2 separate regions of the Mus musculus genome follow, and region 2 is linked to region 1. The links are chromatin loops, found by intact Hi-C in ENCODE. Cell type or tissue: heart. All regions are shown on one strand. Each heading gives the region's core, and the rest is flanking DNA. Links, peaks and the distances in the headings are about the cores only. Region 1 holds the start of Arih1 (ariadne RBR E3 ubiquitin protein ligase 1). Region 2 holds the start of Parp6 (poly (ADP-ribose) polymerase family, member 6).

Evidence for each region. Hi-C counts contacts between places; a loop is a spot of excess contacts. Peaks named below come from ENCODE experiments on the same cell type or tissue, not always from the same donor. Only the 100,000 strongest peaks of a DNase experiment are listed, where the experiment ranks them.
Region 2: a loop joins it to region 1, with 2.7 times the contacts of the local background. A loop is called at or near these places in 1 of 42 quality-filtered maps.

What each region holds. Positions count from the first base shown.
Region 1 is chr9:59,484,024-59,488,409 of GRCm38, forward strand. Arih1 (ariadne RBR E3 ubiquitin protein ligase 1) reads right to left here and starts at 2,351. Exons shown (of 14, transcript NM_019927.2): 1 at 1,956-2,351. The coding sequence starts at 2,324. In heart, for the core only: CTCF peaks have their summits at 1,855 and 2,639; DNase peaks (open chromatin) are centred at 1,848 and 2,808; H3K4me3 peaks cover 3,555 bases; H3K27ac peaks cover 2,575 bases.
Region 2 is chr9:59,614,569-59,618,954 of GRCm38, forward strand. Parp6 (poly (ADP-ribose) polymerase family, member 6) reads left to right here and starts at 2,716. Exons shown (of 24, transcript NM_001205239.1): 1 at 2,716-2,840; 2 at 3,900-4,139. It overlaps Gm51709 (a long non-coding RNA gene), which reads right to left and starts at 2,556. Exons shown (of 3, transcript XR_003948337.1): 1 at 2,419-2,556. In heart, for the core only: a CTCF peak has its summit at 2,445; a DNase peak (open chromatin) is centred at 2,573; H3K4me3 peaks cover 2,029 bases; H3K27ac peaks cover 1,553 bases.

The sequences.
Region 1 (4,386 bases), core at 140-4,139:
GTAATAAATCAAGAAAATATGGAAAAGTACGACACTACCCCCCTACCCCCACCAAAATCCCCAGTTTTTATAGGTCTTAGTAGTTCATCAGCATTCATTCTTATCTAAAACAAGAAAGGATAATGTCATGCATAACAGCTACCTGACTGGTAACTGAGATAAATCTAAGAACTGACAAAACTGGATGAGATTTAACTAAAGTAAAATACACACTTTTAAGTCAAAAAGTTATTTTTGAGAATATCTTTGATTTATTTCAAAACATAATTTTAATGCCAGTAAGCTAGGTAAGTTTGATGATTTAATATAATTGCATGTAAATAAAAGCAATTCAAGTTTTAACCAAATTCCTTGCTAATGCAATTTTTTTGTTTCTTTAAAAAAAAAAATGAAAGAAAGAAATCTCAATTAATTATATAAAAACTAGAGCAGTGAAACTTAACTGACTTCTACAATCCTCCCATTTATTTTTTTATTGAAAAATGCACCATCATCTACAATGAAAATTGAGTTTCCACTACCAACAACACTAGATGAGATTTTTCCATTACACCAAACACATTCTTTAATGCCTACAAGGTTTAATCTGCAAAACGGTGCCTTCTGAATCAAACCATAAACATGTTAATAATGGAAAGTCAGCAAGTAGGCAGTAACACTGATAATCTGTCCATTCTAAAGTTAAGAAGCAATGTGCTTAAAAAAAAGAGTAACTTCTTGTTCATATGTAGTTTCCTTCCATGTAGCTACTATTTTCTAAAAGTTAAAATGAATCAAGATTTCACTCTGATTTTTCATTTTTCCAACATTTTTCGAGGCTGACCCTAGAGCCTCGAACTTTTTGCTCTACCACTGAGCTGTTATTATCTCCAGCCCTCTTTTTACTCTATCTTGAGAGAATCTCACCAAGTTGCCCGGGACAGCTTTGAGCTCACTCTGTAGTCCAGGTAGGCCTTGAACTTGCCACCATCCATCTGCCTCGACCTTCTAAGTAACTGAAATTTCAGACTTTCACCACCGGGTCCTATGTTATCTTTACTTTCCAATCATATCCCATTTGTAACAACTTTTCCCCCAAACAAATGTAAATTTATTTCCTAAAGCTCAAAAATACAAAATCGGGATGTATATAGCGTTAAATAGGATGCAGTTTCTGGTCTGAAGCAAGTTTAACTTCTATGCACGAAACAGAAACCTTCAGAGAATAGAGTCCAGAAGCCGGAATGCCTCTACTTTCTAATTCACAATAGAGTTTTGTCCAATTAGACAACACTGTGTTTTATTGTTGCCGAAGCTGCAAGGGTGGGTAGGGGATCTGCAATAACTATTCCAACAGCTTCCATCAAGTTACTTGCTACCAATGGAAGAAGTAGCAGTTAGGTCCCAAAGAAAACATACTCCTCCCACTCCCCCAAAAATGTAGGCATAAGCCTCACCATCAGAAAATAAGGTCCATCAGCACCTCTTCCGAGAAATAGTTCCCTTCCCCCACCTTTAAGTAGCCACTTAGGACTGCCAAGGAGATCCATTTCTTTATTAGCCGGTGCCCACTTGGAGCAATCATACACTAAAGCTGCTCTGAAGGGCCTGCCCTAATCCCATCTGAAACTGCTCAAAAGACTCAAGGGCTAGGGATAAACCTTGAGAAAAGGGCCGGGTTCTTTCTGACACCTCTTTCACACTCACCACCTCACCCGCCTCTAGCCCGCCCCGGTATCCCATCCTCCGGCCGTAGTCATGCAGGAACTGCCGGCCATAGCCGCTCAGGCAGCCCCAGGCCTCCGCCATGCCAGGACTCCGGGAAGCACCGCCCAAGCGCACCTCCCGACCGGCCGGCAGGGCACACAGGCCCGTGACGAGCCAGGCCCTGGCCTGCTCTTCGGCGCCGCACAGGCCGCCTTGGGTCCGCTCCCTAAGCCGGCTCCGGGGCCAGATGGCGTGGCGGGGCCCCTCACCTGGATGACCTCGTTGACCTCCCGGATACATTCCACCATGTGCTGCAGGATCTGTTCGGCCGTGAGCACCTCGTAGCGGTAATCCTCCTCCTGCTCGTGTCCCGGGCCGCCGCCGCCACCGCCACCGCCGCCGCCGCCTCCCGGACCCAGAGCGCTGCCGCCGCCACCGCCAGTCTCCCCGCACAGCAGTCCGTCTCGCTCCCCGCCGACGCCCAGCCCGGGCTCCACCAGCTCCACCTCGCCCAGATCCAGGTTATCATCGTCCGGCTCGTCCTCGTCGTCGTCCTCCTCCTCCTCGGCGCCGCTGTCCTCCTCGCTGCACTCCTCGTCCTCGTCGAACTCGTAGTTGTAGCCCTCGTCCGAGTCCATGGCGCGACGCGCGCGGGCCCGGCAGACGCTGGCCGCGGCGCGGAGAGGGCGGGGACGCCGAGGCCCCGGCTCTCGCTCCGGCTCCGGCTGCCGTCCGGACGCAGGCCTGGTTCCGGCCCCGTGGGCCGCGGCTGCTCCCCGCGTGCGGCGGTTGGAGGCGGGCGGTGGCGGCGGCGGGGAGGGCGCGGAGCAGGGCGGGAGGGAGCGCGGGGGCCGCTTGCTGCCGGCCTCAGTCAGACGCCGCTCCGCTCCGGGCTCGGACGGAAAACAGTCCCCTGCGCCACCTCCGCGGCCGCTGCTACCGCTACTGAGCCAACAAAGGGGCGTGCGTCACCGCGCCGCGCTACGTCATCGCGTCGGTCCGCTGCACGTCACCGCGCCACGCCCCTTGGCCCCTGCGTAGTATTTGGGGAGACCCCACGGCCGAGCCTGAGCAGGACGGGAGCGCGGCGGCGCGGCGGTGGCCCGGAGACACTGGGAAGCTGTGGCTCCTTGACGTGAGGAGGCTGGGGCCTTCCGGTCGTGGGGAGGAGTCTGGGGAGCGCCCAAGCGGAGGTTTTCTCCGAGGACCTTTCTCGCTTCCGGGCCTCACAGGCACATCTGACACGCCCTGGCTAGTTCCGGGAAGCCGGTAGCTGTGCTGCTAAAATTCCGGTTGCCCGAGTTACTGCCTGGAAGGTAGTAGTACGCGGAACCTCCAAGTTGGGTGACAGGTAGTTGGAGTGTTGCTGTCCACTCGTGGCTCTACAGCGGTTCTTGGGTCCCCCTGATGTGACGTCATAGTAAAGACTCAGTTCCTGAACTCATCTTGACAAGCACTTCTTGAGGGTCCGGAACAATGTGACAGTCCTGTTCCTCAATTAAGGCCATCAATTCCTCAATCACTAAGGGCCTTCCATAGATTAGTGCTCATTACCACAGAGTCCTAGTACCCAGATTATAGCGGAGGCACCCGAGACTCTAAAAATAAAAGTGTATATACCTTGTGGTGGCATACACCTGTCCAGCATGCACAAAGGCCCCAATTTCAGTCCCCAGCAATGGAGCAGAGAGGTTTTCTGATACATAATAAATCTTACATTTTATGTAAATTACAGTGATAATTCCAGGAAACAGTGCAGGCAAACCACATCTACAAAGACCAAGAGAGACTGCTTATCTGGAAATAGTGCAGAAGTGAGCTGGGTTGATGGATGGCTATTTCAACAGAGGAGGAGAGGAAGATGGCCTTGGGTCAAAACAGAAGGTTCACAATAGTTACAAGGCTGAAGTTTAAAACTCAATCAGTAAATGGGAAGTATTGGGCAAATTAGTTAGAGGTCATGACAAAGCACTTAATGCCTTTCCAAGACTGGGTTTATCTTGTTTTGTTTGCTTTAGACTTAATACCTTGAAAATAGGACACCAGAGCCAGGAAAGTGTTTTGAAGGAAGTAGAGGCTTAAGAGACCTCCCTCTTCCAGTAACTTGAAGGATTGGCCAGTCTGAAAATCTATTAAAGCTGAACCCTTAATAGATACAGTACTTAAGATATAGATTCTGTTTAGAAATTGCCTTTGAAAAAGTGGAAAATATATAGATACATACTTATATAATGTCTATGTCTATTTTGTTTTCAAATGATCGATTTATTTCTTTACACACACATATTTAAACTGGGTTGAGTGCAAGGCAAGTGTAGATCAGAAGATAACTTATGGGAATTAGCCCACACTTCACTGTGTAAACTACAGAAGTTGGGTTAGAGTCATCAGGCTACATGGAAAGTGCTTGTCTGTACCTGCTGAGCCTTTCTCGGTTTGTTTGTTTGTTTGTTTGTTTGTTTTTTAAGTAGGATCTCATGTACCCAGGATAACCCTTAACTCCTGACCTTCCTGCCCCTGCCTCCAAATGCTAGGATTTGAGACATGCACCACCATGCCTAGCTCAAATCAAAGCTCTTAACAACAGTTCTGGGTTATCTTGGTCCCTTGAGTCATTGTGTTTCTATTTAGCAATTATAACTTATTGCCACATCTGAGACAAACCACAGACACAAACACCCTTTGTTCTTCTCCATCCTG
Region 2 (4,386 bases), core at 92-4,091, 130 kb after region 1:
TTAGGCACCAGACATCTCAGGAAACATACCCAGGGCTATGTGTCTCAAGCATGGATGTAGAAAACACAATTTCCAGAGAATGAGCTCGTGGGCTGGACTGACTGAAAAGGATGTCTACCCACAAGCTCAAGTCTATAAAGCTGAGTTATTTCCTTCACTTTTGCATTAATCACTCTGCTTGACAAAATACTTGACAGAAACAGCTCATGGAAGAAAAGCTGTGTGTCTGGCTCATGATTTCAGAGAAACTTAAGTCCATCGTGGCGGAGAAGGCATACTGTGTGGGGGTGGGGGGTGGGGGAGGCTCAAGAGGGAGTGGCTGGGATCTTATGTTAGAGTCCAGTGGCCTTCACTCCATTCTATCCCTCACTCCCAGTCTTGTGAAGGTCACTTGAAACAACCATTGTTTCTCTGATCAGAGGACAGTGTTTCACTAGGTCTACTAACAGAACTGAGATTATAGTGATGTAGGTCCTGGGGTGGTGACTCAGTCAGTAAAAATCTGCATGAAAACTTGGAAGACTCAAAGTCAGATCCTCATTACCCATGTAAAAAGTGGGGTACAGTAGTACCATCTGTAATCCCAGCACTGGAGAGGAAGAGACAAGAGAATCCTTGGAGTTTGCTGGCCAACCAGTCAATCCATTTATAAACAACTCTTTTGGTGAGAGTCTCTCTCTCTCCCCCTCCCCCTCTCTCCCCACCCCCATCACCCCCCCACACACACACACACACAGAGGGAGGAAGGGAGGCAGGGAGGGAGACAGTCAAGGAGGGAAGGAGGCAGGGAGGGAGGGAGAGAGGGAGTAACTGACTAATGGAAAATGAAGAAAGCCAGGAAGAGCATAATAATCTATAAAGCAGTTAAAATTCATTGAGTACGGGAGCATGAGAGGGAAAGGGTTAAAGAGAGGGAATCCTGGGAGGTTGTGGGATTCTGCCATTCCACATTTCATTCATGGGAACAAAACCTTTGTGTTTTCTTATGTTGAACACATTTCCACAGTGCATGCTCTCAGAAGACTATGTGACCCTAAGTCCAGTTCTGAACTACTGTGAACTATTGCACTCTGAGACTGGAGTATATCCCTCAGTTTTCTTCAGTTATTACAATGTAACAAAACACCAAAATCTGTTAGCAGTCAGCGGCCTGGGGATCCTTGGCTCGATCCAGTTGAGACTCATGAGTAAGCAAGGAGAGAAACTAGAACCCAGGGGGCAAGCACAACGGCTCAAGCCAAGAATGCAATAATTTAATTTTCTCTTCTTTCCTTCCTTCTTTTTTTTTGAGACTGTTTCTTTGTGTAGCTTTGAGTGTCCTAGAACTAGTGCTGTAGACCAGACTAGCATCTCAGAGATCTGCCTCTGCCTTTAAAGTGCTGGGATTAAAGGCATGCACCACTACCGTCCCACACTTTTTTTTTTTTAAGGGTTTTTTTTATTTTTAATGTATGAGTATCTGCATGTACACCTGCATGCCAGAAGAGGGCCCAAGATTTCACTATAGATGGTTCTGAGCAACCATGTGGTTGCTGGGAATTGAACTCAGAACCTCTGGAAGAGCAGCCAGTGCTCTTAACCCCTGAGTCATCTCTCCAGCCCCACTTTTTTTTTTTAAGATTAATTTTACATATGCATGTTTGTGTTTTCCTGCATATATGTGCGTGCAACGCATTGGTTCCTAGTGCCTGTGATGGCCAGAGAGGGTAGTAGATCTCCTGAAACTGGAGTTTCAAATTATTGTGAACTGACTCGTAGGTGCTGGGAACCCAACCCAGGCCTTTGACAAGTGCAGCCACTGATCTTGGCTGCTGAGCTTTCTCTTCCATCCCAACTAAAATGTTTCATTTAGTTAATTTCTGAGATGGTTTCATATATCCCAGGCTGGCCTTGAATTGGCTATGTAGCTTAAGACTTCTATGGGGGCACACGCCTTTAATCCCAGCACTTGGGAGGCATAGGCAGGTGGATTTCTGAGTTGGAGGCCATCCTGGTCTACAGAGTGAATTCCAGGACAGCCAGGGCTATACAGAGAAACCCTGTCTCGAAAAACAAAACAAAACAAACAAAAACAAAAACAAAAAAACCACAAAAAACAAAAAGACTTCTAACTTGATTTTTGTGCTTCAACTTTCTGAATGCTGAGATAACATTATACAGACTACAGGCACGACACGGGATTTACACACCTGTGCATAAACTAAGGGTTTGTGGTTGCTAGGCAAACACTCTTCCAAGTGAGCTATGTCCCCAGTCCCCTGTGTGATGAGAAAGCCTGGGTGCGGTCGGTACACCGAAGCAAATGAACATGGGAGCAAGTCAGATTTCAGAATTTTAACTTTTGATTCCTATTTTTGTCTGGCTTCAAGCTGCACCAAAGGGGCACCTCAGTATCTCTATATAGGCAATCTAGATTACCTTCTTCTGCAACCCTCCTAACCACACGAGGCGACAAAGAAAAACATTATATTTCGGCATGTCCGGAGAACCTCTTTCTCAAGCTCCCTCCGGGCCCCAAAGCGCAAGCGCCACTCTCTCGCTTCCTCACGCCTTCAACTCTGGATCACTGCGCACGCGCGCCCTGGCTAGCACCCTGGGGTGGGGACACGCCCAGGTACAGCACGCACCGCGGTTGGTCGGAAGAGGACACCTGATCGCGGTGTCTTCGCCTGAGCATGCGCAGAGCGCCCCGGCGTGCCCGAGACCGCACGCTGAGGCGTGTGGTGCGCGACCTCACCCGCCCGCCTCGGTCCCCGCCCCTTGGCCTGCCGCTCCGCCCCCGCGGGGCGTCCCGGGCCGCTCGTCCCCTCCGCGGCGGCCGCGCGCGGCCCGGGGTCGCCGTGAGTACTCTCTAGGCTGGCGTGTGGGGAGGCTGGAGTGGGGATGGGGCGGGGCGGTCGGGCTGCTGGCAAGGTCCGCCCTGCCTGAGGGACCAAGTAAGGGATGCTGACAGGCTTCGCTCGGCTGGGCGGCTGGCGGCGGCGAGCCGCAGACGGGTCCTTAACGGGGAAGGCCGGAGCTGAGGGCTTTGGGGGACACCTGGAGAAGAGGCCTCAGGCCCTGCCCTGCATGCGCAGGTGTCCTCGCGAGCGTCTTGGTCTTCTCCCTCCGCCCGGGCTAGGGTTAGCGCTGGCCCGCGGGTCTCGCCCCTCCGCACCCTCCTTCGCCCTTTGTTTAGTAGCCTAGTCCTTTTGACACTTCCGTTGGAGTGGAGTTTTCTTCTCCTAGCACACTGAGCTGGAAGTCAAGCCCAGAATGTAGACGTTGAGATCAGAGGCGTCTCTTGACTAGGTATACGTTAAATGGTCACTCTGAAAAGTGCCAATGGACGTAGAGAAAAAGACCTTTGTGGGTCGTCCGAAGGCTTATTTACCGTTGGCACGATCTCATAGAAATAGACCAAGCGTGTTAATGCGAGCTGCCATCCCCCAGAATAAACACTGAGCCTAACAGCACACTTCTCTGGGCACTCTTAATAGTCTCTATTTGATCTAGCTCCTCTTGAAAGGTTCCAGATCTGCCCCCCACCCCCACCCCGAACTAGTTATTACATGAAAAAATGGATAGATTTGGCCCTATCAAACGTTCAAGTTACTTATGCAAGTTTTGTGACCTCCCTAGGTTGGAGTATTAAATATGTAACATGAAAACTTTGAACTAGGTCATCTCTCAGCCCCCTCTTTTTTTTTTTTTTTCTTTTTTAATGAATTCCGTGCTCCACCATCTGCCTTTTCCCACTCTCCAGCTTTTAAATCTACTCTCCATTCCTGAGAGAAGGCCATGGAGTGTTGAGGATTCAAGTCTTTTTTTACTAAAACAGTCTGGTTGGAGAAGCTGGTCATTTCATAACTGTCTTTTCCTTAGAAAAACTGATTTTTTTTACCCCCTCCTTTTAATAGCATCAGAAACCAAGCAGCAAACCCTGAGGAGATGCTCAGTTTTCCTTGACTTCTACAGTGAAAGACCTTGAGAAAGTTGGCACTTCTAGCCTAAGCTGCCCTCATTCTACTGCTCACCCCAAGACAACCCAGGCTGGACTGTAGTGCTTCCCTCTTCGTCCAGAGCAGCATTTGACTGTTTTCAATCTAAAAGAACCCTGGTCCCAAACTTCATAATTGGCACCTCAGCTGCTCTTGAAGGTGAATGAAGTCTTGATTTTTAAAAAGCATTTTGTGTGATTTTTGTCAGTTTAGTAGCAGCATTTAAGTTCTTATACTTACCTCCTATTTGGCCTAGGTACATAGCTGAGGGCTCATTCACTAATTCAGTAAATGTGTTATAGAGGCTGAGAATGGTGAAAACAGTAAAATCTTTGCTTATAGAGCTACAGTCAGGAGTGAGAGAGATGGCTCAGCAGTTAGGACCACTGGACTGCTCTACCAGAGG